Linked DNA regions of Mus musculus: regions 1, 2, 3, 5 and 6 are each linked to region 4. The links are chromatin loops, found by intact Hi-C in ENCODE. Cell type or tissue: left cerebral cortex. All regions are shown on one strand. Region 1 has its middle 4.4 kb from the start of Dtd2. Region 2 overlaps Akap6 (A kinase (PRKA) anchor protein 6). Region 3 overlaps Nubpl (nucleotide binding protein-like). Region 4 overlaps Gm35239 (a long non-coding RNA gene). Region 5 has its middle 9.9 kb from the start of Gpr33. Region 6 has its middle 14 kb from the start of Arhgap5.

Region 1 (5,000 bases), 630 kb before region 4:
TGTTTATAAGCTATGTGAATGCATTTTTTGGGGGGCAACCAATTACTTTTAAAAATTATTTTAACTTTTCATTTATACACATTTTAATTCAAATGTAGTTATATCACTTTCCTTCCCCAACCCCTCCCAAGTCTCTTCCCCCAACTTCTTTTATTTTTCCTCACTTGCAATAATAAACTTTTTTCTTCGATTATTATAGTTACATTAAGCATGTAAAAATATACGAATATAACCTGTTGAGTGTGTTTTTGCTGTTTGTGTGTATATGGTCTCAGAGCTGATCTCTTTGTATTGGGTGACATTCATAGGAGAGGTTAATTTTCTTTTTGTACAGTCATTAGCTGCCTGCAGTTCTTTGTCTAGGGGTAGACTCTATTGAGATGTCCTATTGCCTTTGTTCAGGCTTCTTTTATGCAACAGCTTCTATGAGAGATTGTTTTGTAAGCAGACATCCTGGTATTCTAACTCTTCCAATTTTTCTGCTTCCTCTTCTGAGATGTTCCTTGAGTGATAGATGCAAGAGCATCTATGATATAAATGTGAAGTGATGTAGATGGGGCCGGGCTTCCCACAATCCTTTGATCTCCAAATTGTGTCCAGTTGTGGTTCTCTGTGACAATTCTCATTGGCTGTTAAGAGACTCTTCCATGATGAGTGGTGATAGTTACATTTACCCATGGATATAAGGATACAATTTAGAATGGGATTAGAAATTATGTTGCGCTAGCACAGTTATGCTATGTAGTAGATTCTCTTCTAAGACCCCTGACCTCACTACCCCTGGGGAATTTGGCTAGGTTCTAGTAACAGGCATGGTTTACCTCTTGTCCAGTGGGCTTTGCATCCAATTAGACAGCTGTTAGTTACAACTGACTTGGGAGTGCCGTTTACTGTGTCTTTGTGGCTCTCTTGCCTTGCTGGTCCTTGTTGTGGTTCATAGGTGTCATTGCTGGGTGGGGCTGAAAATTGCTTCCCTCCTTTGGCAGCTTGTGTAGCGTTGTCTGGTAGCATGGAAGCTAGCCACAGGAAGGAGGCTTTTAGATCAGATCCAGCTCGAATGGTCTGAGTCCTGTGTGTTAAATGTAAAGTGTCTTCAGCAAGAGACTTTCCTTCAGCCTTTGAGAGGTATCCAGGGCCATAATAGTTTATGTTGTTTTGGAATTCCTTGGAATGCTGTGATTTTATGATTTTACATTTACCTAAAATTATACACAATAAGCATAACTGTTTTTATACATATACACATACATCATATACATATACATGAATCTATATTTAATTTCTATCTCTATATCTTAAAAGAAGTCATGCTACTTGGACTGACAGTGCTCCTCACAAGAACCACAGACTCACCAACCCCTCAGTCCCAGGCAGGAGAAACCTCCTTTTGAATGGAGGAGAGCATTTCTTTAGAAAATATCCTTGGTAGGAATATTCTTATCTCAGAGTGTGCTCGCTCACCAGTAACTGAATTTGGTACTTACACAGTCCTGCAACATTTCCTGATGTTCCCAATGACATCGAATCCTGTGGTCCATTTTCCTTAAGAACTTATTAGAATGTAAATAAAAGTAAACAGGGCTTGGTTTTCTTTCCCACGAAATCTATTCCGTGAAAGTGCATAGGATTAGCATTTCTTTCTCACAGACGCGGAGGGTTTAGTGGGCAAATAATAGTGGTACCCTGATTGCATTACTCAGGTCATTGATTTGGGCTCAGTTGGCACAATATATTCATGTCTGTTGTTTTAGATGACATCACTGACGGTGCCGCTGTCCATACAAAGTAGAGAAAAAGAAACTCATGCATAATCAGCAGCCTTTGTATACAAACTGAAGCGGTTTGCTGGCTAGTTATCTTGCAGCCTCCCTAACACTTTCAGTAAAAAGAAAATGAAACATCTCACTTTATCTCTGGTGGCTGCGTTACAGGGGCTCCCACATTGGTTGTCTTTTGTGTAGTATTCATAAGTTGAAGTTTTCATGCCTGCACCTGTATGTCACTGTAACTATTGAGTCTGAACGCTGCCACTCAGATTCCAGTTTTACAAATCGAAAGGAACATTGTATAGAGACCCAAGCTGTGATCCGGAGTTACTGAAGACTTTGGTGTTTATTCGTATGTGAGTGCCGGAGATGGGAGGAGCTGTTGCCAGTAGGATGCATAGTTCTCCGGGGTCTCTGTGCAACAAGGAGCAACGGGAAGCCATTTCTGTGCTTAGATAGTGTTTGGTTGTTAATGGTTAGTGTCTCAAAAAAAAAAAATCACCAGTTACTTTTAACTTTGCCATTGGGTGAGAATCTCTTAGGCTGAGAATGTGAGTTAAAAAAAAAAAAATAAAAAATCTGGCCACTTATTCTTCTCTTCTGCCTGCAGAGGGCAGTAAGGAGTAGACATTAAAGAAAGCACTTTCTGTGTTTTGTAAAAACTGTTCCCACAAAGAATTCATGGAAGTAGGACATGCAGGCGATAGGATAGCAAAATTTGAATAAGGCAATAAAGAGCAAAGAAAATTAAATTGCATTAGAAGGTTACACTAGAGTACGTTTACTAGTTAAGATGGTAGTTTTTGACTGGAATTTTGATATAGTTCATAGGGACACCTTGCTTTTTGAGACATGGTCTCATAGTCTAGGCTGACCTCAACTCACTATGTATCAGAGGATAACCCTGAACTCTTGATAGTATTCCTGATCCTCCTGCCTCCACCTCCTGAGTGTTGGGACCACAGGTGTGCTTGACCACGCCTGCCTTGTGTGGTGCTGGGGACTGAACCCAGGGCCCGTGCAAGCTGGACAACTGACCAACTACCAACCAACTCCATCCCAGTCCTTCATCTTAATTTCCAAAAGTCAAGCAGTCATGGGCATCCCATTTAATGTCCAGGTGAAGCAGGTCGGACAATTTACTTCAGAGCTAGAGGGAAAACAAAGCATCAGTCAGCTTTAGAGGAAGACTGTCAATCAATGGCTGGAGGCCTGCTTTGCCTTGTGAACATGTAAGAAGTTACTTTTGGATGTCTGAGAGATGGGTCAGTGGTTCAGAGCACTTGCTACTCTTGGGGAGGACCCAGGTTTGTTTATGAACCCCCACATGGTGTCTTACAACCACCTGTAACTCCAATTCCAGGGAATCTAATGCCCGCTTTTGGCCTTCTTACGCACAGTACACATTTAGTGTATGCATGTACACACACACACACACACACACACACACACACACACACAATTTTTAAAAATAAGTATTATTTTAAAGGAAGGAAGAAATTACTTTTTGGACAAGAATGATTTTCAAACAGCTACAATATTAAAAGGGGCCGTATGGATAATGTCAATTGTGTGTGAATTCTATATCCCCTGTGATGGTATAATAATTGATGGAGACTTGTTTTCAGTTGCTTAATTCATTCGGTTTGGTCATCCCACATTTAAGCATTCAAAAGTAGTTCACAAAGATGAGAGGCCCGGGAACATCTTCTAAAAGATCTTGTGCAGTTGATACCCAGCTTCCTGATCCTGAAGAAGGAAAGATGTGGACAGGAAACAGAATCTGCTTCCTAGTGCTCAGAGTAACTGGAGGTTTCCCAATGATTTCTCTCCAAAGTGAGCCTCTCCCTGCAGCTCTACCGACAGCTGTGCTAAGAAGAAGTGCAGCTGGAAGAGGTGCCCACGTTTTACAGAAAGCAGACGGACGCTGCCTTTCCACTTCAAAGCCTAGAGAAGTTTTCTTTATCAGTGCTTAGGAAGATGAATTGGTGATGAGAAATTGGTTCATGTGAACTAAAACACATAGAGCACTGGAGTAGGATCAGAATTCTAATTTAGCTGTGAATAATAAGATGTACTGCCGTGACAGGGAGTGGAAAATCTCACATAGGGCACGACTGGCACATCTCACCCTCCAAGCGCAGGATACGGGAGCATAGACTGCCTCTATTAGCTTACTGTAGGAAGTACTCAAAAGCCCTGTGTGATGACAGACGTTAGCGTGGTGCTCGGTGGATGAAGAATCAGAGCAAAGGACGGAGGAAAAAAAACCCTGTATTTCTGCAGTGAACACTTAAATATGACCCTAAGTACTAACAATGAAAAACAAGAAATCCACTCAACCATGTCCTTACAGAAAATGTGATATCAAAAAAAAAAAAAAAAGAAAAGAAAAAAGAAAGAAAAAAAAAAGAAAATGTGATATCAGATTGTTTAGGGAAATTTCTTAAATTGTCTCTTGATTAAAAAAAAAGTCTCAATCCAACTCCCAAATAAAAACAAGTCCTCAGAGATAAGGCAGGTCTAGTATACTCTCTAGATATTTGCACTCTGCTAAAGATTCGTCTGTGACCTTGGCTTACTTCACAGTGTCCTAAGGAATTCTCTCACCTGGGTGTTTGAGAAGTACTGCATAGCAGGATAACTCCAGGGATAGGCTCTGTCAAGAGATGTAGAGTATTCTATATTATTGATCAGAGATGCTATTATTTAGAGATCAAAAGAGCAAACAGCGAGGCTACTTTTTCTTCTTTCCTTGTTCTTTTAAAAAAAAATATGTGCCAGTATTTTGCCTGCCTGTGCACCTTGTGCATGTCTGGTGCCTGAGGGCCCAGAAGAAGGCATCAGGTCCTCTGGCACTAGAGTTACACATGGTTGTGACCCACCATGTGGGTCACAGGACTTGAACCAAAGTCCTCCGGAAGAGCAGCCACTGATTTTAATCACTGAGCGATTTTCCCCAGCACCCATGTTTACTTTCCTTTCTTGAAAAGTGAAAGGCCAAACCAAGACTTTGATTGATTGACTGTGAAGTTTCTACACATGAAAGTGACTTTAGGGACTTTGGAAGAAACCGTTCTATGTTCACTATACGATATAAAACAAATTCTATGCAATGGCAGAAGAAATCTTGGTTTGGGAAGAAATTCAGAGCATCTGTCCTGACAGGAAGCAGATGGCACAGTTTAGAGGGGTGGCCGAAGAGAGTTGAATGATGGGACCAGTAAGCAGTCG
Region 2 (5,000 bases), 260 kb after region 4:
CATCTCTCATTGTCTTTGTGACCAGATACCTGACCAAGCAGCTTAAGGGAGGGGATTCATTTGGCATGCAGTTAGAAGGGACACAGGGAAGGCGTGACCTCAGGCAACTTCATGACAGGGTCACATGGCTGGGCCTCTTCACTTCTCAGCAGAACTGGAAGCAGAGGCCAGACTGGAAGCTGGATGTGGAAAGCTATGTCAACCTCGGGGCCAGCCCCAGAAACTCATTTCCTGCAGCAAGTCTCCACCTCCTTAATGTTCCATGACCACAGCAGCAAATAGCTGGGGAGCACGTGTTCAAGTATGTGGGCCTATGGGGGCCATTCCCCATGCAAAGGGTGAAGCAACCCCACTGTCCTGTTAGGGAGAACCTGAGAACTCCCCTTCTGCCCACAGCCCCACCCCCACCCCACTCCCGCCTCCGCGTCTTCTCTCCTTCCATCTTTTCTCTCATCCCTGCCTCTTTACTCTTCTGGACCTTGTCTTCACTCCAGCTCCCGAGAAAGAAAGAGAGAAAGGCAGCCAGCTTTCTTCTGTGGACGTGAATGTTTGACATATTTCTTCTGTTCACACACCATTGGTCCAGGTCACCAGGGAGCTTCAGAAATGAACCAGCGTGTTATTGCTACAGATATGTCTTGCTGTAACTGCTGCTTAGAACAACTTGGTGAAAGGAGGGGACTGTGAAGTTAGAAGGAAAGGGGCCAGAGAGGGAATCGAATGCCAAATATCTGCACAGCAAAGTTACGAAATGAATCTGTTTAATGAATGTATGACTACATGAATGAATGACTGTAAGAAGCTAAGTGTAAGCTTCTTCTAGACTAGGGTCATAAACCAATGATCCAAGGGACCAGGTGGATTGTGGAAATGAGTCGTATAGGATGCATAAATGAGGGACAGTGGGCTGATTCAACTGGAGCCTACACAACATGTCTAAAGGACAACACCTCTCAGCTGCAGATGCCATTTGTGTGGGAATGTGACTTTGTACGGCAAGAGATTTTTTTTTTTTAAGTAGGAAACCTACATTTTATGTGACATCTCTCAGTTTTAAAATTTTAATCTGAGCCGTTTTTAAATAGATCCAATAAACACATTCATGGCAAAGATTTGGCTTCAAGTCACCAAGCTGCCATCTTTGATGGGAAACTACTTAAGGTTTTTAAGCATATAAGATTGGTAGCTTCTATACATTAATCTGACCCTCGTTTGGGGACATGCCTCTAAGCCATGGCGATTTTCAGCTGTGGCTGCTCGTTACAACTGCTGGAGGTTATCCCAAACACCCCAACCTCAAACCTTACCCCAGAGCGATTAAATCAGGCCCTATTGCTTTACAAACTCTTCCAGGAGGTCTGGCAGGATGGCTCTGTGCATGAAGGCGCTGGCGTGCAAGCCCGGAGCTCTGAGTTTGATCCCTGGGACCCACTAAAGGAGAATGGAGAGGATCAGTCCCACAAACTGTCCCCTTACTGCTCTGCACGTGGTATGGCACATACATATGCACACACTAATAACAATTGTTAAAGTTCTTCAAGCAGTCGCAATGTTCAATTAAATTGCACAGTAATCCTTTAGGGCCAATTTTAAAGGGTTTTGCAGTAGGCTGTTTATGTTACTACATAACTGTGGATCCATAAAGATGATTTGTTACGTTTTTGGGTCTGTCTTAAAATAAGAAAATGACTGGGCGTGGTGGAACACGCCTTTAATCCCAGCACTCTGGAGGCAGAGGCAGGCAGATTTCTGAGTTCAAGGCCAGCCTGGTCTACAGAGTGAGTTCCAGGACAGCCAGGGCTATACAGAGAAACCCTGTCTCGAAAAAAACAAAACAAAACAAACAAACAAAAAAAGCGGAGAAAAAGCTAATTTTCAGATTTCAAGTTGAAAATTGGGGGCTAGGAGAAGTAAAGATTTAATAAACGGTTCTCAGGGAGCACATCAAGTTAGGTTACGCAGTAAATGTTATCTTAAATGCCAACACTATGGCCGTAATCCAAGTTGAGAATTCTAAATCAACACAATGGTTTTAAAGATAAGCCCACAAAATTCTCTTTAGGGATAAAATAATAAGTCTTCAGAGTAATGTGTTGTGGCAACGCCAGGAGAGAAACGCAGCCTTGCATTAACCCTGCTGATAGATTTGTTGAGCGTGCCAAGGTCATTGTTCAAGGTTGGTTGAGAAGAACCACAGCTTAGAAACAAATCCCTTCTTGTTTTCCCAGGAGGAATGCTGCAGTGCCTTCTGTGGTTTCTACAAAGCTTGCCATGGGCCTTGACAGAATATTAGTGATGATTTACCACCACCGTGAGGCTATGCTAGGCACTGCATCTGGTTCTCTTGGAAAAAAAAAAAAGTTCTGTTCACAAATATAAATGTGAAAATGAAAATCTCAAAAAAATTGTAGGGTGGTGTGTGTGTGTGTGTGTGTGTGTGTGTGTGTGTATGTGTGTGTGGTGTGTGCTGTGGTGTGGTGTGTGTGTCTGTGTGTGTGTGTGTGTGGTGTGGTGTGTGTGGTGTGTGTGTGTGGTGTGGTGTGTGCTGTAGTGTGGTGTGTGTGTGTGTGTGGTGTGTGTGTGGTGTGTGGTGTGGTGTGGTGTGTGTGTCTGTGTGTGTGTGTGTGTGTGCTGTGGTGTGTGTGTGCTGTGGTATGGTGTGTGTGTGTCTGTGTGGTGTGGTGTGTGGTGTGGTGTGTGTGTGATGTGTGTGTGTGCGCTGTGGTGTGGTGTGTGTGTGTGTGGTGTGGTGTGGTGTGTGTGTGTGTGGGTGGCGTGGGATGTGTGGGGGTGGTGGTGGTGTGGGGGGTGGTGTGTGTGTGTATCTGTGTGGTGTGTGGTGTGTGTATGTGTGTGTGTGTGTGTGATGTGGTGTGTGTGTGTGTGTGTGTGTGTGTGGTGTGGTGTGTGTGTGTGGTGTGTGTGTGTGTGTGGTGTGTGTGATGTGGTGTGTGTGTGTGTGTGTGGTGTGTGTGTGTGTGTGTGGTGTGTGTGTGTGTGTGTGTGGTGTGTGTGTGTGGTGTGTGTGGTGTAGACTCTTTCTTGGTATGGAAGGACCATGACTAGGGAAGAAACCCAGGTATCCGTATGACTACAGCAGCAAGATGCCGTTGACATTCAGGTTTACATTTTAAAGACAATTTTAAATTTTGAGAGAAGGAGGGCAAGAAGGAGAGAGAGAGATAAGGATATAGGAGAAGATGAGGAGAGAGAGGGGGGAGGGGGAGAGAGGGGAAGAGGGAGAGAAGGAGGGTTTTTCTGCCTTGTGAGCTCCAGGCTGGCTACCCCATGAACCTCTGAGTGACTATCCAGTCCCCTCCTACCAGCTCATAGGAGCACTGGGGTTGGTGGCCTGGTAGCAGCATCTCCAGCTTTTGACGTGGTCCTGGGATCCAAGCCAGGTCATCAGGCTTGTGTGGCAGCTTTTATCCATTGAGTTATCCTGCTGACCCACGTTTAAAAATACAATTAAAGCAACGCTTAGGACCCCAGTGAATTATTCTCTTCTCCTTTAAACATGAAACAACAACTTTTCATTACTGTGTGGTATTTTGGAAGGAGACAATCACAAATCTGAAAAAAAAAAAAGATATCCTCTGTTGCTTACTTGTAGAATTTCAGGAAAGATACTAAATAGCCATTCCTTTCATACTTTATCACATTTGATTGATAAAATATGTAGATAATACCACCGTTATTAGTGAAGAAAGATAGAAAAGCTACTACTCTGACCAATGATTCACAGTGGGCAATTGAGTTTTATTCACAACTCCACTTATTAATTACGAACACTTAAGTCTCTTCAAGTTTACAATCAAAGTTCTATGATTTTAGTTTGATTTTATTTCTTGAGATATAATCTAACTTTGTAGCCCAGGCTGGTCTGGAACATACTCTGTAGTGCAGACTCGGGCTTGCGGTGAGCCTCCTGGCTTGACCGCTTGAGTGGCGAGGTTAGCGGTGAGAGCCACTGTGCTTGGGTGCACTTTGTAGTTTTGAGATGTGATATATTTTACCACACCATTGCACTGACTGCTTTATGAAATCCCAGAGAACGAGGACTACATGAATGCTAATCTTAATGTTATTATGATTTCTCCAACGAATCTGGAGAGTTGGCATCAATTATATTGAACAAAGCTGCAATAAGAACCTTTGCTTCTGTGCAAAGCATTCTTTGGTGTGTTTTCCTCCAGCATGGGGCTCTGGATGAGCTTCTCTTAGAGAATCTTAACGGCCCGTGAAAGTGAGGCTGGATGTCAACAAGCTTGGATGTGGGAAACTATTCCTGATGCAGTCTCAGCACTGTAAGATGGAAGAAGCAGATGTCTTGGGAGAGCGGGGCCTTGCTAGAGTTTATAAGATGCCTAGAGAGTGACCAAAGGTGACAGACAGGAAGAATTAGGCATGGGCTAGTATGAATTTGTGTCAAATGAGGTCAGGTAAATGTCACATACTGGAAACATTCATCTTGGCAGACTTGCCTCTGGGATGTCTCTCAGTACTGTCGCTTGTCCTCTGTTCAGACAAGGTAGGAAAAAACCATTCTCAAAGCCTAGGTTCTATGTCATGGTCATGAGTGACATCAGCCTGTGTGCGAGCCAGAGGGTCTTACTTGCTGGTCTGACTTGCTTTGTGAATAAAAGTGTTATCACGAAAGGATGCTGCCAGTAAGTCGGGACCGCGTGCTCTCCGTCCTTCAAGCTGGAGAATGAAGGTGTTGGCTACTTCCCAAGAAGCGAGCGGCTCTGTCTGCTTTCCACTGACCCTCATGCTTTAACTCGGGTAAAGGAAGTAATTGTGCTTTCTTGAATGTTTTAAGAAAATCATATTGGCAAAGTGTCACTTATAGGTGATAATCTGTCATTTCCCCCTCCCACGTGTGTGTATTTGGAAGACAGAAGATGGAGCAGAGACAGAAACAAAGGTGTACGTTACAGTTAGCAAGTTAGTACTTTATCGTTTCCTCCTTTCTGCCCTCCAAACTGAATATGGCAGAG
Region 3 (5,000 bases), 360 kb before region 4:
AGGCATATAAGGTTTGCAAGACCAAGGGGCCTCTCTTCCCAATAATGGCCAACTAGGCCATCTTCTGCTACATATGGAGCCAGAGACACGAGCTCTGGGGATACTGGTTAGTTCATATTGTTGTTCCACCTATAGGGTTGCAGATCCCTTTAGCTCCTTGGGTACTTTCTCTAGCTCCTCCATTGGGGGCCCTGTAATCCATCCAATAGCTGACTGTGAGCATCCACTTTTGTGTTTGCTAGGCTCCGGCATAGTCTCACAAGAGAAAGAAACAAAGTTAATTAGGGCTATTTTATTTGGCTGAACATACATTGCAAGTATAAGTTATGGTACATCAGTTACCAATTTGATGAAATAGCCTAAGAATGAATACATTTCTATACTGTTACAAGAAGGAGCCCAGATTTGGAAAACATCTGCAGATGGTTCTAACACAGTTTTTAGAATCATTGGTGTGAGCCAATATCAGGTGTCTAAATCAGGATCACTAGTGTGAGCCAACTCACTGACAGGTGTCTAAATTCCTTGAGTTTCTCTCAGGTGCTTGTCTCACACGGGCTTGTTTCAGACACTTTTTGACAATAGTCCATTCTATTTTGTTGTTTAGGAACTTTTGAGACTTCTCCCTCATGGCTTGATAGTTAAAATTCCTATGGCTTAGTGTTCAGTAAGTAGGTTAACGGCCAATGTATGGTCAGATCCACGTTAAAATCTACATGGAAGCCCATTAAACACCGGCAGAGCACAAGTCCCACAATATAAATGATGTTCCAGGCTTGATGAAAATCTGGATGGTGTTCTGAACCTTTTGGGGGTTATGTTGTAGGGAACCAAAGGCTTCCCCTGAAAAGTGCCAGGCCTCACTCCTCTCTCTTCTGAAGCTTGCTTGGTTAGTAAATGTTAGCGTGATCAGGAGCAGCCAGCCCCTCATCTGAAGTTTCTTTTTTAAGAAAGAATAAAAATTGATGTGACAGCTGGGAAATAGTTCAGTGTAGAGAGCTTGCTTAGCTCACAAGGTTCTCAGTTAGACTCACAACACAGAAATGAGCAGACACAAAGATAAGAGCCAGGACTGTCACCACATGCTGTGATCCATGTGTCAGGAGGCTGACAGGGAATCACGAGTTCAAATCTAGCCTGAACTAAGAACTAAGACACTCTTTTAAAAAGGAAAAGAGGTGAAAAGAAAGTTTGTTCTATTCTGAAACACATGTGTATTTAACAGAACTTAAGATACAACATATTTAATCTTAGCCTTAATTGTAGACAGATGCTTACAGGCAAATGAGAGCTTTCTGGGTGGTGGAAATATATGTCCAACAGTTAAGCTTCCCAAGGGGTTGATCAATAAGCATGATCAAGGAGTAAGGATTTTATCTTTACTGCTCATAAGAAGATGTGAGGAGCAATGAGGGGGTGGGAAGGAAGAGAATGAGTGAAAGAGACAGACAAAGGTAAAGTGCACACAGTCATGCTATCTGGTCCATCCTACACTCCAGAATCTGTGGCACCTCCTCTGTTCCCACAGCTCGTCAGGAGTGCAGCTTTGTCCCCTGGTTAGTTGGTGGTAGTGTTAGTTACTGAAGTGACTGGAAGCCCATCATCTCTTGTGTATTAGATTTGTGTCCAGATTCCACTAGTAAAGAAGTGATAGAGTTGAACATCCTCTTCTACCAGTAACTTTGAAGTAGTAGATTTGCATCCATTACAACTTTGACAGTTCTTTTTCATATCAGTTAACAGAATTCCTTCCTGCCCTTCTCCCCTCCCTTCTTCCGTCTCTCCCTTTCTCCCTTACTTAGTTTCTAGCCTCACTATGCAACTCTGGCTGACATAGCACTCACTGGGTAGAACAGGCTGACTGTAAACCTGTGGGAAGGTTCCTGTCTCTGCCTTTCTACAGGGACCACGGGCATGCGTTACCATGCCTGGCTTGCAAAATTTATTTCCAAGGTTAGCAAAATATTGGTAATGCTTAAATTAATAAAACATCTGTGGTTGAAGAAAGCATAAAGCTGCCAGCAGTGATTCATCTAAGAATTACTTATATTTCAAAGTGATCTGTGAGCACAATTGAGAAGGATTTAGGTTTAAATCACATTTTACTTAATTTGATAACTAATATTAGTGGGCATCCCCTGATGATGTAATTCGGGAGGTTCAGATGTGACAAAAGATGTAGGAGAGTTAGCAATAATGACTCCAGTCTACTTTACAGTAAATAACAATTACGCACTTGACGTCATGATAAACCAGCACTAATTGAGTGGCTCTTCTATTTTCCTTTCCCTGTGGTGCTGTGCTCAAACTGAGGCCCTCATGTGTGTTAAGCACATACTCTGCCCCTGAGCTACATCTGCAGTGTATGCTGGTTCTCTGGTGCTGTGTGTATCTTAGTAAGTCAAGTAGAATTGGTAGCAATGAGCATGAGGGCCACACTCATGTCCTTTGAGCCGCTGTTGGCTGTATGTTAAAGTGCTCACAAGCTGTAAGATGCAGTGCTGTCCCGCAGGCATGTTTTGGAGCAGGCTTTGTCCATGCTTATGCTCCCAGCTGAGGCTGTCAGCCAAGCATAGGCGTGAGATACAATCTGTGCCCCACAGGCTGTACTGGTCAGTTGAGTAGTTCTACCCCTCTGTAATGATGATCAGCTAACTTGGAGTAATTGGGTTTAAATGTTTAACTGCTCCAAACTGTGACCTAAATCCAGACATGCAGTTATGGATCTGCCTCTAAATAGTCACATGACTTAACAATTAGGACCATAGTCTAAGTAATTGCTCTGTAAGGTATTTACATATTTGCCAGGATCTACCAGAGACTTAGCCATTGGTGGCAGATCTCAGCAGATCAAAACCTTTAAGAGGTTCAAGTTGAAAAGTATATTTAAACAACATTATACAACTAGATATTTAACCTAGGAAGTGAATAGAGAATTCTTGATGAGATCCCTGAGTCTTTTAACACCCAAAATAATGACATCTTTTGCAAACTAAGCACTCTTTTTACTATTGATAACATTTCCTTGTAGTCAGTAGAGGGAGCACAAGGTTCTATCAGATCTATCAGAGAACAGAAGTGACATCACTTGTAATGGTATACAAAGAGTGTGGTCTAGGACAGCTCTTATTGCTTCGTGTGTATTAAACTATAAAAAATTGAGGATTGCCATGTAGAAAGGCAAGGGTAGAATGTTTCAAGTTAAGAGATTGTATTTTAAGCTGTGAGATTCATCACAAGAGAAAAATTGGCATGATTCCTTTAAAATTTACATTTTTGGATGATAATGTGTAGACTGGTTAAAGACTAAAATGTCATTTTATTGGAAGCTTTGTCTATGTTACATTTTTCATAACTTCTGAGTATTATTAGAGGAGTATTTGAAATGGTTACTTATATGAAATGCTTGAAATTTCGGAACAATAAAAGAGGGCGTTTCTGTAAAAGGACCAAAACCTTAGTAAGCCCTAAACTGTGATGGGATCAAGAATTTAATTCTTAAAAATGCAGTATATGCTTTTGTTTAAAAAACATCATATACCAAAGTATCTTTATAAACCTGTCTGGTGCTTTCTGTGGTAGATTACACATTGTGTGACATTTGGTGACATGAAAAGTGATTGCTATCCTTGTAAGGTTTGAATGGCTCTAGTGTAGGTACAAAGGAACTCTGATAAAATGGATGCTAATGGTTAAGGTTAAATCACTTTCATCTTTCTCTAGACTCTCGTGGCAATCAAAATAATGCCACCGAACATTTTTATATCTCTTATATAGATATATTTTTAAAATGAGCAGCTCTTTTTAGTTAAATAGGGCCAGTGTAAATAGGTCCATTTTATATGCTGAGATTGTAGAGTTATAGAATACATTAACAAAACTAGAAGTTAGAGCTCTTGACGTCTGGTTTAAAGAATTACTAAAATTTCATGCGGTGCTAATCTAAGATAGGTGTTTTTGAAAATGAGCACAAGTAGTTTTAGATCTTCAGTTTTTTGCTAAGTGCCCATTTTGTGCAGGGTATTTTCTCATTAGTTTGGTTGCTAAAAAGTTTAAAATAAATACAATTGGCTATTCTGTTTGTCTGTTTCCCTTGCTGTAACAAAGTGTACAAGGCTGTGTACTTTATAGAGAAAAGAAATTGTTTAGCTCATGAATTTAGATTGTAAACGCCCGAGCTTTCAGTAGCCCAATATGCTTGACCTCTGATCTGGGCTCCCTTGGCAGTGTTACTTTGAGGTAGTAGGCGTCATGCCAGGAGCTTATGTGAGGAGGAGGGTCTCACCATCCATCAGGTGGGAGACTAGAAACTCGGGTATGTGCCTCTGAGCAATAGCAAGTGTTGTCCACCTGTAGGTCTCCATCTAGGAGAAGACCATGTGGAATTTCCCATCCATGCTGGGATGTCGGTTGGTATTGCCTGTATGCTCTCTAAAGTAACCATCGTATTGAGGACTGTGGTGGTACTTCCCTGTCATACATAGAAGACACTGTCTCACAGCAGGCTGCTCTTCTGGCTGTTATACTCTTTCTTCCCCTCTTGGTGAGTTTCCCTGAGCCTTAGGTGCAAGGGGTTGTGTTGCAGATGTATCTGTTGAGGTCAGAGACCCCATAGTCACCAATTCTCTACATACTGATTAGTTGTGGATCTCTGTAACTTGCATTATTGCAAAGAGAATCTTCTTTGATAAAGGGTGAGAGCTACATGTATTTGGAAAGACTTAAGATAAGTATTTAGAATACAGTTAGAAATTATATTATTTGGGGGAAAAGGTAGTAGTAGGCTCTCTTCTTGGGCCTATGACATCTCTAGCTTTGGATAATTGACTAGGTGTATAGTAGGTTGATTTCCCTCCTATTAAGTGGGCTTTAAATCCAGTTAGACAAGTGTTGGTGACCCCTGGGGTAAAGGTGCCACCGTGGTACTATTGTGCATCTCCTGACAATCCAGCCATTGTTGTGCTGAATAGCACTATTGGTTGCTTTTCTGCCTTGGCAAT
Region 4 (5,000 bases):
CTTAAGGTGGTTAAATTGAAATTCTAGAGATGTCAAACAATAAACTAAAGGCTATCAAAGCGTCAGTGGATGGTAGGTATTTACTAGTAATAGAGTTTTGATGAAAAGTTCTAGATCCAAGTAAGATAGGGAACTATAAAGAAGGTGGTGGTGACGGTGGCAATGGAGAGATGAGGCAGAGGGGATGGGAATGGGGACAACAGAGCCCACTCTCATGGAGCTTACAGTTTGTTCAGCTGCCAAGGATCAGCTCACCACAGCTTAGACCTTGGTGTTTGTATGTTTTGAGCATGAGTCACATACCGGCAGAGCGTGATTCCTCAAATGGAAAGTACCCATATAGTTCAAGATGTTGTCTCCTGCTTGCCCTGCCTGTCTCTTCTGAAAAAAGTGTAATCCCAAATGCCGGGTCCACCAAAGGGCTATTTTCTAAAGAAAGAATGATGGAGCCATGTACTTTTGAATGGTGAAGATGACAAACCTTGAGGTGACAGGACGGTGATGATGGGGTAAATCCTGACCCTAGGGGTGCTGAGCTGTGGCTTTAAGGACTCTGTTTCTCAGGGTCAAGTTTCACTCCCCATAGAAACAGCTGCATTGGCTCCTGCCAGGTCCTTTCCAGCAATAAGAAACGTTGTCTCAGGAGGCAGATACCATTTGAGAAAGTACAGAGCATAGGACATCTTGGGGACCCTATTATTTGGGGATGAGGGAAGACCAGACTGAACCTGAAAAGCAAAGAAGAGAGCATGAAGAGGGAGTATGAATCTAATAATCAAATTCAAGCTGCTAAGTGTTTCTAGGATTTTTATTCTAGGGTTCATTTTCTTTTTTCTGTTTTTTAGGGGGGGTTGTTTGTTTGTTTGTTTTCTGAGGCAGGGTTTCTCTGTGTAGCCCTGGTTGTCCTGTAACTCACTCTGTAGACCAGGCTGGCCTCGAACTCAAAAAATTGCCTGCCTCTGCCTCCCAAGTGCTGGGATTAAAGGCATGCGCCACCATTGCCCAACCCCTCAGGTTCATTTCCTGACTTGCATTTACTTAGGCCTGAGAGTGGTACTGTGGATATGATTGTTGGATGTTTGGGAGAAACACAGTTAATCTTACTTTTGTAGTTCAAATTATTTTTCAAAATTACTCACAAAGCTCACAGTCGTAGTCCCGATTCCTAAGTTGCAGTGGCTTCTTTAAGAACTACATGGTGTGGGTTTTCCTTTTGTATGGGATGTTTTTCCATTACCTTTCTTGTTCAGGGCAGGGCACTGCAGAATGAGATCCTTAGTCCTAGAAAGCAAGCCATCTGCCTTGTGTAGTACCTGAAATAGACACTGAATTATGGTGGTTCTCCTGTGTAACTTTGACAACTGCACAGCTTTTCTCCTTAAAAAGAGGCAATGCCAAGTCCATGGATGATTTTTTTTATATATACTATAATTGCATCTCCACAAACACAGGTGACAGATGACAGTGAAAGCTTCTGTTGGGACTAGTGCTGTTTTCAATGCAGAAGCTACGCGCTGGGTTTCTAACACGGAGATGGTATTGATCCAAGCCTTTGCAGTTGATCATCCAGGGTTTCCTTGTGTTATGCTTCTTCCTGCAGTTTCTGCTTCTCTGTGAAAACCAAAGTATCATGTAACCAGGATTGTAGGGTGGAGTGTGAGTGCGGCTTTAAAATATGCAGAATCCTTTCCAACACATCGGGCATTTACAAAAAAAAAATGTTTTTCACGTTGGGGATTGAATTCAGAGACTCGTGCTTGCTAAGCACACCCTTAGCCCCGCTAACTTTTAAAGAACTGATACCAAGGACCTCTGAGAGACAAAAAAAAAAAAAAAAAAAAAAAAAAAAAAAAAAAAAAAAAAAAAAAAAGCTGGGTGGTTTTGGAATTTTCTATGTGAGTGTTCTGCCACCTGCTGGAAAGGGCTCAGCAAGTTCTGAGAGCTGAGAAGCAAAGAAGCTGGTGCAGTTCTGGGCCCTCTTCCTCTCCACCCGGGCCCACTCCCAAGGCTGGCAGATAATAAAGCCTACAGTCTCTGTGCGGTTGGTTTCCTATCGACTCTCACAGGCTGGGAGCTGGTTACCCCACAGGGATTTCTCCTCTGACTTGTGTTGAGCTCGCTCTCCCAGCTCAGGCCTGGGCTGCTTCGCGAAGGGTCCTCACATCATCTTCAAGCTTCAGAACGCCAGGGATCCAGTGTGTTGCCTGGTGTTCCCTGTTTGCTTTGGTTTAAAGTGAACACAAAACAAAATATCTAATCCAAGTTAGGCACTACGTAAGCAGGAGGGCCAACTGACCCACTGAGAAAAGATATAGCCTCTTTCTCTCTGTAAGGATTATAGTCTCCCTACTCCTGAGTGCCAACACGGCTTCTTATTAAGTGATGCAGATCAGAGGCGTAAAGTACCATCCTCTAGACAAACTGCTGCAGCCTTCCTGAGATAAGCCTTACCCATTGCTAGCGTGCACCACCGAGGGCTGTTGTCATCACTTCCTAGAAGTGATGGATAGTCGTTGAACTCTCAGTAGTGCGTCCGGCCACTTTCCCCAGTCGTTTACAAACAGTTCTGCTCTAATTGCATGTGGCCTCAGCGTCTGGGAAAGGCTGAGGCATACAAGCTGGGGTAGATTAGGGAAGGGAGTGTCCATCCAGCAGCTATGAGGAAGCCACCATCCATGTTGCGTGAAGACTTTGCGGTGTGGCTGCTTTGGGGCTGCTGTCAGTGTCCCTTTACTCATGCTGTACACATAAGTCCCATCAACGTTCTGGTCCCCTGAGGTCAAATTTAGTGGACTCCAAACTTTGATTTGTCATTGAGATTTGGGGTGTGTGTAGGGTAGACATTTACATCTTTCTCAGGGAAGGAATTTTGGTGACAAGAATTAAAAATGTTCATTTTCCTGGCCAAAGAAAATGTTAGTAGCAATAAATCAAACTCCTTGCAAATGTTTCCCGATCTATAAAATCTCCAAATTTGGGCAAGCACAGTTTTTAAACCCTATGGTCTCAGCTTTTCTTTCATGTGACAACTTGTGAGAAAAAAAAGTGGGGTCAACAATTCTCAGTTGTGACTTCCATCTTTTCCCTGGAAAATTCGCCATAGAATTTTCTGTGCTGTGACCCACATAGGAACACAAAAATAAAAGCACAGTGGAATGAGGGTAGCGTCTCCTCACTAACTGGGTCGCTGCTTCCTAGACGGATCTTGTCTGTAGTAAATGCTTGGCCTGATTTCACCGTCCTTCAGGTCGTTTACTTTCTCTGGAGTTCTGGCAGGAGGATGCCCTTCCTGGATGGATGTGTGTATGCTCCTCCCATGGGGAAAACTTAGATTTTTTTGGCAGCCAGGCCCTCAAAGCAACTGGGACAGGGTGTGGAGGCCCAGCTTTGTCGCCCTATTGAAATTTCTCAAACACACAATGCTTTGGAAATATTTTTTACACAGGAGTACAGCATTTTAATATCTATGATTAGCTGAAAAAATAATAGCTACTAAATGAATAAAACTGACTTTATTATTAAGGAATATCATTATGAATTTCCCCCAAATGTTTTGAAGCTTTAATTCAGGCAACCTGTGACAATTAAAAGGGGAAAAAAGAAGACCTACCCTGGCTGAGGCAGGTATGGTAGGTGGCTTCATGTAACCAGAACTGAAAATTGGTAGTAGAGAAAACCTGAATTAAAACTTACTTTAAAATTAACTTTAAAGAGGGTAGATGATGTGATCGGAGTAGGTGGGGGCTGAGAAAATTTGTACTTAATCCAGAAAGTCACAAGGTGACTTCATTGTAAATAGATGGTCCCAAGGAATAAATGGGTTTTTGTTTGTTTGTTATTGATAACAGTTTCTGAACAACCGGAAGCCATCAGAATCTCAGAGATTGGAGTCTTATGGACACACACAGAAGTTGTACCCTCAAGGCCACATGAAGAAGGTAAAGAAGGACCCCCGATTTACATACATGGGACACACTGTTACAATTATGTTCAAGAAGTGATCTCATTAAGCTTTTGCAACTTAGCTGAGAACTCAGCAGATCTGTATCATCTGGGAAATATTTTAGACTTTTAAATATTTTCAAAGAAAGGCATTAAAGTGAAGAAAAAAAATTCAACAGAAACAAAAGTTTGCAGGGGTTGCCTTGTAGCCAAAATTTTGATAAAGATGGGTATTTTCCTACCCATCTCACCCCAGTGGTAGAGCTGATAGAATTAATTTGCTCTAAATCCTCTCTTGCTAAAGGTGACCAGGCAGGGGCTGGGGAGAAGGCTCAGCAGGTAAAAGCACTCGCCTCCAAGTCTGGCGACCTAAGTTTCACCTTCGAAACCAAATGGTAGAAGCTGAGAACTGGCTTCCATAGGGGAGCCCTCTGACCTCTACAGGGGAGCTGTGCCATGCATGACTCCCTCACAATAAACAGAGCCAATGTAATGATGGTTTTCTTTAGCAGGTGACCAGATAGAACTTGGCCTGTTAACAAAGTCATGCCAAGTTGTATTACCTGGAATTCTTCCCTTCTCTTCAGTCTTCCTTGTATTAAAGAGCTGATGGCATCTCAACATCACTTACATCTTAAAATCCCAGTTTCAACAACAACGGGAACTGTGAATTCCCTAGGAAGATTAGGAAGAAGACAAATACGGAAGCTGCACCTTTATTTCCCCGGGTCACAGTCTTCTGTTAGTGACCCCATATGTGTTTCTTTCCCTGTGGGGTTTAGTCCTGCCATCCCACTTGTCTTTCGAAATACCTACTAAACTGAGTGGCTAGAGTAAGTATGCTTCCATCTTAACATGGGAGGAGGTGTTTTCTTGTCTCTCTTTCCCTCAGTCATGGATCTTCTGGCCATACGGAAGCATAAATGTCAACAACTTTCTGTATGCTCAGTGTGTCATGTGAGTAATTCATTCTTCAGTTGGTTTGTTCTTTGCTTTCCAGGTAAGGGAAGCATCTTATAGATGCTGTTACAGTCGGAATCTGAAATGGCTTCCACATC
Region 5 (5,000 bases), 600 kb before region 4:
CTCACAAGATAGAAGATAAAAAAGGGTAAAGAAGAAAGGAAAGAGGCCCCTGAATAAAGTCAGGGGTCATAAAGGGGTGATGTTATTATTTGATCACTTCCTGCTGATTAGGGGCTTTGAGTTCCTTGAGGGTAAGTTTGGTCTTCATAGTCAGGATATCTAATTTCTTCTTGTTTCTTTTTTATGCAGGACTACTTAACTCCAACCAATAGCAACGAGCAACAACCAACTAACCAACCAACAACCCACACCAACTCTTAGGGCCCTATCATTTATATACCCTTTGAAGAGTCCCCAGAACTAAAAATGTCACACAGTTGCAGAAACTATCTGCAGCTGGCAAAATCATGCCCCTACTAGAGCATGAGGCAAGTCATAGTCAGCTGCTGTAGAACATCTGAAGCAGCTCCATACTCCACATTACCCTGGGATTAAAATGAAACATATTCTTATAATATTTCTGTGTTTTTTAAAAAAACCAAAATTCCAAAATTGTCACTACACTGTAGTAACAACTTTCCATAGTCAGCTTGACCTAAGTATGGTAAGGTGCCCATAGAAATCACCTAGGAACCATTACCATCTTTGGAAGATGAAGTCACTTTAAAAAAAAATTTCTTCCTAAATGTTTATTTAGTAAGAGAGCATCTTAGGGTTTCATTGTTGTGAAGAAACACCATGTCTAAGGCAACTCTTATAAAAGAAAACATTTTATTGGGGCTGGCTTACAGTTTTAGAGGTTCAGTCTATTATTATCATGGCGGGAAGCATGGTAGTGTGAAGGCAGACATGGTGCTGTTGGAGGAACTGAGAGTTCTAAATCTTGATCCAAAGGCAGCCAGGAGGAGACTGTGCTCTGCAGGCACCCAGGAGAGGGTTTCATCATCACTGGGTGGAGCTGGAGCATAGGACAGCAAAGCCTACCTACACAATGATGCACTTACTCCAACAGGGACACACCTCCTAATAGTGTCACTTTCCAAGGACCAAGCAAACACATTCAAACCACCACAGAAAGGAGAATGAGAATGAGATCTGTAAAAGTTGATATAGATAATAAGGGAGGTCTTTCCATGCCAACACAAAGCCTAGGCCAGAGAGCTATGGACTTGATGAACTCTTTGTGAGAGGAAAAGGTGTGACTGACAGATGGGGAGCAGAAGAAGTATAGGAAGCAGAATGTTCAGTAGCAACAAGTTCATAGTCACTGCAATGCTTGGGATGAAGGCAGTGCCTTGAGCCATCTGGGACAGACGGGCCGGGTCAGAAGAGTCAGGAGGAGCTGGCTCAGTTTTGGTGAAAGACAAGGGATTACTGTGAATGCCCCTTCCTCCACATTACCCACTTGTCAAGGCTGACTAGTGCGCTTGGTTTTCCTGGGTCTGATGGTTCTTAAATATCTGAATTTCAGTTTTAAAACTTAGAAGGCTCCAGGGAAACAAATAATGTTGTCACCCTACAGAAAGAATCTGAAGAACACAGGTCTTCAGTACTTCAGTGGTCCCTAAGCAAACTTCAACCTACAATAAGTAAACATGCCTATGTGATTTGCCATGACCTCCTTAATAAAGGAGCTACCTTAACTTGCTTTATTTCTTAATGAAGTGCATAAATTATTATCTTAATGATCGGAGATTATTAGAGTGATCACATTACAAATTGTCTGGGAGAGCTCATGTTGTGAGTAGTGTCCTCTTTGTTCTCAGAAGGGGCCTAATTAATTTGGATGAGAAGTTGGAAGACCACTGTCCTGGTGTGTGTGTGTTGACTTGACACAAGCTAGAATTATCTGAGAAAATGAACGATTGAGAAAACCCTTCTATAAGATTGCATCTATGGTATTTTCTTGATTAATGATTTATGTGGGTGGGTCCAGTTCTCAGCAGGTTGTGGGGGTGTGCCATCTCTGGGTCCATGGAACCTGATGATATAAGAAAGCAGGCTGAGCAAGTTATCGAGAACAAGCCGGTAAGAGCGTATGGTTTCTGCTTCGGTTCCTGTCTCCAGGTTCCTTGGCTGTGACTTGGGAGTTGTAAGATGAAAGAAACCTTTTCCTTCCCAAATTGTTTTGGTCATGGTGTTTTATCATTGCAATAGACAGTAAACTAGGACACTCACTTGTCTTTAACAAGATGGCCTTTCTACTTCTTAAACAAAAGTACTGTTTTTTGATCTTGGCAAAGCATGACAAGTTTCCTTATTCCCTGAGTTTCATGGTGTGCTCTTTTGAGATGAGCCTCTAGTTACCATGTTTAACAAAAATTAAAACCATCTTCTGTTCAGAAGTACTTGGTCACCATTCCACATATGCAGCCAGAATTTTTCATATACACAGAACTCCCTCTGTAGCTTTTCATATTTGACCATCTCACTATTTGATGAACTATCACAGAGTTTTAAATGTTGCTTCTAAAAATTTAAACAATTTTTCATAACTCTGAGTAAGCAATAAAATCAGAAGTTGAAAGGGGAATATAATATAAGAGCCAAGAGTCAACACTGATTAATTTAAGTGGAAGGTGGAGGGAGAATTAAGAATTACTTAATTAAGGAAAAGTTTTCATTTTCTTTTTGACAGAGTCTCATGTAGGCATTAAAGCAACGTTACCCTTTTTACATGTATGTATCTTACTTTATGTGTATGAATGCTTTGCCTTCAATGTGAGTATGTATACCACATGTTTTCTTAGTGCCCTTGGAGGTCAAAAGAAGACATCAGATCTCATGGAACTAAAGTTATGGATGGTTGCGAGTGGCTGCGGGAATGAAACCTGGGCTCTCTGCAAGAGTAGAACCTGCTGAGTGATCTCTCCAGCCCCTAAAGCAGTGCATTTCTGAGCAAGGAATTAATGATGTAGCATATACTTAAACAATTACTAATATAACAACAGACAGGATTCATCGAGAGAGTATATATGGCATCTAAAGAAATTTTCCCAAATAAATCACTTTCCATACTGTTAGACGTAACTTCAGCTGTGGTTCACATTTCACAATGAAATTGAATGTTTCTCCTCACATGCCACGCACATTACTACCACTGTACACACTTTTCCCATTTTAATGAAAGTCACTGACCACTAGAGGGAGAAACAAGAAAAGCTTTGCAAAAATTTCATACATACAACAGGTGATTTAAATGCAAGCAATGGAATGTGCAGACTGTGGAGTATAGATTCAAGGCTGGCCATTAGCCTTGAACACAATACTGATAGGAGAGGGCTTGCATCTGTGAAATCCTGCGGAAATAACTTAATAGAGTGGTGCATGGCTGATTGGCTTGGTTATATTTTGGTTTAGTCTGTGCCTTTGACTAAGGAACAAGTACAAAAACTTAACCTGTGGAATTGGGTGAGTGAAGAGAGAATTAAATGCTGCAGATTTCAGAGGTGGGGACAGTGGCAGGTAGTTTAATATGAATACCATCAAAACAATTTCCCCGCACTTCACAGTAAGTGTATTTGATGATTAATACTTTTTTTCAATTTGTTTATTAGATATTTTATTCATTTACATTTCAAATGCTATCCCGAAAGTCCCCTATACTCCCTCCCGACCCCCGCTTCCCTACCTATTCACTCCCACTTCTTGGCCCTGGCTTTCCCCTGTACTGGGGCATATAAAGTTTGCAAGACCAAGGGGCCTCTCTTCCCAATGATGGCGGGCTAGGCCATCTCCTGCTACATATGCAGCTAGAGACACGAGCTCTGGGGGTACTGGCTAGTTCATATTGTTGTTCTACCTATAGGGTTGCAGACCCCTTCAGCTCCTTGGGTACTTTCTTTAGCTCCTCCATTGGGGGCCCTGTGTTCCATCCAATAGATGACTGTGAGCATCCACTTCTGTATTTGCCAGTCACTTGCCTAGCCTCACAAGAGACAGCTATATCAGGGTTCTTTCAGCAAAATCATGCTGGCATATGCCATAGTGTCTGCGTTTGGCAGCTAATCATGGGATGGATCCCCGGGTGGGGCAGTCTCTGGATGGTCCATCCTTTTGTCTCAGCTCCAAACTTTGTTTCTGTAACTCCTTCCATGGGTATTTTGTTCCCTATTCGAAGGAGGAATGAAGTATCCATAGGTTGGTCTTCCTTCTTCTTGATTTTCTTGTGTTTTGCAAATTGTATCTTGGGTATTCTAAGTTTCTGGGCTAATATCCACTTGATGATTAATACTTAATATCATAAATATATCAATGTTAAAAATAGTTAGATGGAATCAACTATTTGCAAGTTTCTTTAATCTTAAATAATTCATATGAATAATCCATATCAATATATGAATTTATGAAGACATAATTACTTGAAATCTTGTTTTGTTTGTTTGTTTACTTGTTTATGTCTTTAGAGACAGAGTTTCTCTATGTAACATTTCTGACTGCTCTGGAACTTGCTTTGTAGACCAGGCTGGCATTGAACTCACAGAGATCTGATCACCTGGGATTGAAAGCATGTGCCACTACTCCAAGGCCTAACTTACTTATGTTTTTATCTTCTTTTAGTTAGAAAATGTCTTTGGAACTTTTTCAAAACAGGTTTATTGTGGTTTACAATTCAAGGGTTTGACCATCACTACAGGGGAGTCATAGTGGTGGGAGCAGGAAGCATTTGGTCACAATGCACCCATAGTCAGGAAGCAGAGAGCAATATTGATCCCTGGCTCCTGCTTTTCTTTTTCTCTCAGTTCAGGACTCCACTTGACAGAATGATGCCATCCACATTCAGGGCAACTCTTCCTCTCTCCACAAGTTCAATCTACAAGCTCCCTCAACGTCCTGCCCAGAGGTCTGTTTCCATGGCAACTTTCCATCCCATGGAGTTGACAATCAAGATTAACCATCACAACAACACAGTTAACCACCCCTTGTCAATTTGACACTCAGACCATCACTCTGAATGATAACATCCAACTGCTGCCTCCTAAAGTCTTGTTTTCAAAAATACATGCAGAACATCTCTGGGACTCTCAAAGTCTTCAGCCACCCAACATTCAAAAGTTCCC
Region 6 (5,000 bases), 140 kb before region 4:
TACATTATCTCAGAATTAAAAATGTAAATACTTCTAAGAAAAAAGTAATTATTTAAAAGTCATTCTTATGAAACAAGAGTTAGAAATAAAGCCTATGACATAGGCCTGTTCTGGGCTGTACTGCAGAGGCATGGGAAGTCAAATTACAGAAAGAATTTGACTATTATTCCTTACTAGCTACCAGTACTCAGGAGGGTGAAATTCAGGGCTAGTAACCTAGGATGTTACATAATAAAACTCTGTCCCCCCAAAAAAGTATTTAGAAATATATAATAGTTGAGCTAGAAGAACTATAATATTTTAGTTTCTTTTTCTTTCTCAGGAAAATGCATAAGCATGGACTGGCAACACAAATATTTACCATCTACTGTAGCTTATAAAAAGGAGAATTGACAGAGCCTTAATTGCAGAGTGATTAGCTGTCTTGTTGTTGATTGCAGGAAACTCTTATGCTACACCAGTTCTTGAGAATGCTCCCTGGTGTCTCAGATCCATACTTATTTGTTGCTAGTGACTCATTCACCTACCAGAGAGATGGAATATGGAGAGACGTGGGCTGTACTTGGGGAAGGACAACAAAATCAACTTTCATAGGCTTTTTTTCCCCCTTAAAGTGATTATCTCAGCTGGTACTTCAAAATATAATCTAAATCTTTCTGCTAGTAATAAACCCCAGGAAGACATAAAACCTAGAGTGTTCCATGGTAGCAAACATTTGCTAAGCACTTGACAGAGAACCATGTGTTCCGTCATTGCATGGAGCCAAACTTACATTCATCATTTCTGTCCAGAAGAACTCACAACCTAAATCTGGTCTACACTAAGAAAGAGAGGATTCACAAACAATTAAAACGATGTACACATGATCAGACAGCCAAGCAACTCAGGTGTCTGCTCCTCACGTCAAAGGGTTGGGGTTTACACAGTAACAATCTAGGAGAGAATCCGAGTCCTTTATCCAGTCACCCTTTCAATTATATTTCAGTTTTACAGGGTTAACCTTATTGGGATTGATTAAATTCAAGCTGTGATCCTTCATAAAAACTCAACGGAGGGTCCAGATGGCCTAACAATACCCCCTTTTGCGAGAGGAAATAACTTGGAGACCTTTTTATTTTGTCTAATTAAAGTACTTGTACTGGTTGGGACCTGAGTGAATTGTCATTACTCTAAGAGAAGCCTGCATTACAAATAAACTCTCTAAAAAGAGTGATTGTTTTATAATAGCGTACTACTTTGACAATTTCAGTTGTGTCCTAGATATGACTAAGAGGGTCAGGAATATGACATTTTGAAGATAGACTCTGATAGCATCTTTGGGATTTCAGTCTGAAAATACGGTTCTGGAGAGTCAAGAGAACACGGCTCAGTGGAACAGAAAGGCGGGAAGGTCAACACATTCCTCTCCTTCTCTTCCATTCCTGTACTCACAATTACTTTAACTCCCTTAACTCTTGTCAAAATATTTTCCTCGATGACAGCCAAGACATGCTTAGCACCCTTTCATGCTGAAACTATCATTAGTAGCGGTAAAACAGATACAAGGAAACCCTAGGCATCTTAACTCAGCCGATGGCTCAGGGGCTGCTTGTATACCATCATTTGCCCACTTGCAGAAGCAAAGCCCCCTCTTGCCATGCTTTCCCACAGCAGCAGTCTTAACTTCTGAGACAGAATTCTAGTGAGGAGATGGGAATCTGTTAAGAGGGTTGGAAATGAGTTGAGAAATGCCATAGGAAAATAGAAAATAGTCTTGCATGTGCTTTTCAGAACAGCCACTTATATCATTACTTCTCCATCTTTGTGTCTGTCATTAAGACAATATTCTGAGATTGTCTCTTCTCCAAAAACCCTTTTTGTGTCAGTTAGGCAAACATACTGACTCTACTTGTCAAGAAGAATGTCTTATGTGTGACTTTGTGTGTGTTCTTGGTTGAGGCTCCCAAAGACAAGGCTGTTATGATCAGGGATTTCCAGCAGGGGGTGTAACTGCTTCTGTAGGGTAAATTTCTGTGAGTTTATCATAGTTCATGCATTTCCAACAGAGGAGAGGGTAGAGTCATAACATTTTTTTATGACTGTATTATCTTTTGTTCCAAAATAACCATGAAAATTAATACTCTTGTTAGGATATGTTGGAGAACTATTAGTCTGTAGAACAAATATTTAAATGAAAACCCTAAAATGCCTGACTGGAGTGTTATTCGTCCTCCCTCCTCCTCCCCCCCCCTTTTTTTTTTTCAAAGAAAACGAAGAACAAAGCTCTGGGTGATTTTAATTATCCAGTACAGCAGATGAAGCATTTACATTTTTTATTCCAGATAATAAGAGTAATAGATGTGAGAAGGCTGGGTAATATTTATTCCAGCTCCCACATAGTACCACCAATGAGCTTAAAGAACAATTTCCTCATTTTTTTTTTCTTAAAATATTCTCTTTTGGGCGGGGAGGGTGAATGTTTCAGTTTTTCCCCCAGAAAGCGCTGCGCCCGTTCAGGTTTAAGAATGGCACTCTCTACTCACTGCTTAGTGCGTCTTATCTACAAGCATAGAGACATTATCAGTCACAGAATGCTGGCTTCTAATCCCCATTTTAAGATTTCTATGGCTACAGAATGCCATGCTTTATTTTTAAAAAAGAAATAAGTAACAAAGACAAAGAGCAGTGGCGACTTATATGTTCTAGTGAGTAGATTACTATTAAAAGTAAGCAACGTTTTACGTTTCCAAAACTTCTAAGTCAAGATAGATGATGCAGGACTAAAAGGAATGCCAGGTATGAAAATTGTTGCTTGTAAACCGTGGTAAAATTGGGGGAGGGTCCTTTATTAAGAGCAATGATATTTCAAGTCGTTTCTGCACCTGGTGTCAGATCCTGTAGTTGAAAATTATGCCTAATGCTAATATTTCTTTTATGAGCCTTGATTTATTTGACTTCTCATATGTTACTAAATACCCATGGTTAAAGATTTTCTGGTTGTTTAGAAAATAATTCCAGAATCATCTTAGCATGAGTACCATATAGTACTTAACATTCTATTCAATTCAGGTTAAGGTTTTTAATTGGCTCCAGGCATTGTTTAAGGGTTTTTAGTACAAAGATTTAAAAAAAAAATACACAAAACCACATTCTGTTCAAGCCTAAGTAGGGGATTCGAGCTTCCTCTTCTTAATTTTCTTCTCTCTTCCCTTCTGACTGACTTCTCTGTGTCACTTTCATTGCAATGGTCCTCAGCTTCCCCTATTGTCTTAGTTTGTAAGTATCCTCAGAGCACAGCCTCTGGTGCAGCAATGGATGGAATCAAGGATTTTAGTTATGACTTCTTAAAATTAAGGAGCGAATAACAGAGGAATTAGAAATGTCTTTTCTGCTTCTAAACTATTTTAAGTTTACCTTTGAGGAATAATGAACCGTGGAGGGACACAGGGAAGGAACAAATGAACAGATCTTCTGCTGGAATATTGTGACAGATTTACTGACAAATATTTTCTAACCAATTTGTACCAACAGGCAGTTTTTGTTTTCTTTCCTGACAGAGTGTAAATTTACTTCTGGATGGCAGCAGCTACGCCATTATAACACTAAAAAGCAACCTTGGCTAACTTCGGTACCTTATGTAGCCTATGAATAATTTGAATTTTAAAGCATTTTTATATATTTACTGATGATAAACTATTTTCAGCACAGGAAATGAATCTTGCTCCAAAGAGAAATACTCCCCCCAAGTCACTTTACATGAACCAATGAATTGGAGCAGATTTACTTATTTTTTTTCCTTCTAACATCTCCATTTAAAATTAGGGTGACCTTGGGAAAGTCACAAATAGTTCCTTCAGAGCTTAAAGGCCTTGATTTTCCTTCGTTCAAATTCTCTCTGCCTTTTCACGTCAATGCACAGATGAATAATAATACATAGAAAGCTCAACCAACGTACTCCCAAACGCGTAATTTCTAAGTCTCAAAAAAAGACCGAATGTATTCTAAGGCAGTATCATGAAAGTCGGGAAACAGAGTTGGAAGTTGAGCTTATGGTGAGCCCTTGGGGCTACCCTAAACCATCTAAATCTTGGCGTGTGGCTCAACTTCCCTAAGAATAGCCAGGATCAAGGGCCTGCGTCTGTGTCGTGCCCACGGGGAAAGGACTCCTCTTGCTCACGACTAGCTCAGGCTTCTGTCTGAGTGGCTCCAGGTGCCGGAGAGCGACGCAGCTCAGGCACATTCTTTCCTTTGCATTCTTCAGTGCCCAGAGACCTAAGACTCCAAGGGATTTATGGAGGAACGATCGGCGCCCAAGCCATGCCTTGCAACGGCTAACACAACATTGAGTTCCTTTGCAGGACTCCGAGTTACGGCCAAATACCGAAGGAAGGCAAGGGAGAGGGGCAGGGAAGGCTCGGCGACCATGCTCGGCGTGAGGCGCCTGAAGCGTGGAGGATGGGACGGAGGAGGAGCGGAACGCGGAGAAAGGGGAGAGCGGAGGAAAACCACTCACGCCAATGGGTAACAGGGAAAAGGTGAGAAGGAAGGGAGTAGGAGCGGGAGCCAATGGGTGGGAGAGGCGGAGAAAGGGGGAGGGGCAGAAGCCAATGGGGAGCGGGCCTGGAGCGGGGACGCGGCCCCGCGCGCTCGCGCGCCCCCTCCCTCCGGCGCGGCAACTCGCGCCTCCTCGGCTCCCGGGAGACGAGGGCAGGGGCGGGGCCGAACCGGGATCGCGGCTCGGGAGGCGTCTGGAGGTGAGCGCCGCGGGGCGGGGGAATTCTGGGGCGGGCGGCGCGGGCACGCACGCACGCGCGCCCCCGTGCTGCCCGCGCCACCCCCGGCCGGGTGTGTGTGGCTTCGCTCGCTCGCTCGGCCGCGCGCGCGCGTGCGTGCGTTCCGGCGGTGCGCGCCGGGAGAGATGCTGAGGTAAAGTTCGGGAGAGAGAGAGGGAGAGATCCGTCAGCGCGAGGAGCCCGAGTGGCCGCCATTACTGAGCCCAGCGCGACGGCGGGCGCGGGGGA

Evidence for each region. A loop is a pair of places that touch in the nucleus more often than their neighbours do. Peaks named below come from ENCODE experiments on the same cell type or tissue, not always from the same donor. Only the 100,000 strongest peaks of a DNase experiment are listed, where the experiment ranks them.
Region 1: a loop joins it to region 4, with 8 times the contacts of the local background. A loop is called at or near these places in 22 of 42 quality-filtered maps.
Region 2: it touches region 4 in a loop (4-fold over the local background); 10 of 42 quality-filtered maps call a loop at or near these places.
Region 3: a loop joins it to region 4, with 2.0 times the contacts of the local background. A loop is called at or near these places in 2 of 42 quality-filtered maps.
Region 5: it touches region 4 in a loop (5-fold over the local background); 21 of 42 quality-filtered maps call a loop at or near these places.
Region 6: a loop joins it to region 4, with 4 times the contacts of the local background. A loop is called at or near these places in 15 of 42 quality-filtered maps.

The regions. Positions count from the first base shown.
Region 1 is chr12:52,008,385-52,013,384 of GRCm38, forward strand. No RefSeq gene overlaps it. Among named protein-coding and RNA genes, the nearest start is that of Dtd2, 4.4 kb to the left of the region's middle. In left cerebral cortex, a CTCF peak has its summit at 2,375 (motif pointing right); DNase peaks (open chromatin) are centred at 2,034 and 2,393; H3K4me3 peaks cover 773 bases.
Region 2 is chr12:52,893,619-52,898,618 of GRCm38, forward strand. The region is part of intron 4 of Akap6 (A kinase (PRKA) anchor protein 6); the gene reads left to right. Among named protein-coding and RNA genes, the nearest start is that of Gm51971, 97 kb to the left of the region's middle. In left cerebral cortex, a CTCF peak has its summit at 2,303; DNase peaks (open chromatin) are centred at 207, 2,258 and 3,343; H3K4me3 peaks cover 220 bases; H3K27ac peaks cover 400 bases.
Region 3 is chr12:52,278,370-52,283,369 of GRCm38, forward strand. All of the region lies in intron 7 of Nubpl (nucleotide binding protein-like), which reads left to right. Among named protein-coding and RNA genes, the nearest start is that of Gm40423, 80 kb to the right of the region's middle. In left cerebral cortex, a CTCF peak has its summit at 3,023 (motif pointing right); no DNase peak of the experiment used is centred here.
Region 4 is chr12:52,636,094-52,641,093 of GRCm38, forward strand. Gm35239 (a long non-coding RNA gene) reads left to right here. Exons shown (of 7, transcript XR_001780617.2): 4 at 3,849-3,938. Among named protein-coding and RNA genes, the nearest start is that of Gm23296, 34 kb to the left of the region's middle. In left cerebral cortex, a CTCF peak has its summit at 1,919 (motif pointing left); DNase peaks (open chromatin) are centred at 1,568, 1,890 and 3,116; H3K4me3 peaks cover 524 bases; H3K27ac peaks cover 976 bases.
Region 5 is chr12:52,035,428-52,040,427 of GRCm38, forward strand. No RefSeq gene overlaps it. Among named protein-coding and RNA genes, the nearest start is that of Gpr33, 9.9 kb to the left of the region's middle. In left cerebral cortex, a CTCF peak has its summit at 3,069 (motif pointing right); a DNase peak (open chromatin) is centred at 3,099.
Region 6 is chr12:52,499,144-52,504,143 of GRCm38, forward strand. It overlaps a transcript of Arhgap5 not described here. Among named protein-coding and RNA genes, the nearest start is that of Arhgap5, 14 kb to the right of the region's middle. In left cerebral cortex, a CTCF peak has its summit at 1,975 (motif pointing right); DNase peaks (open chromatin) are centred at 450, 1,968 and 4,564; H3K4me3 peaks cover 1,234 bases; H3K27ac peaks cover 2,050 bases.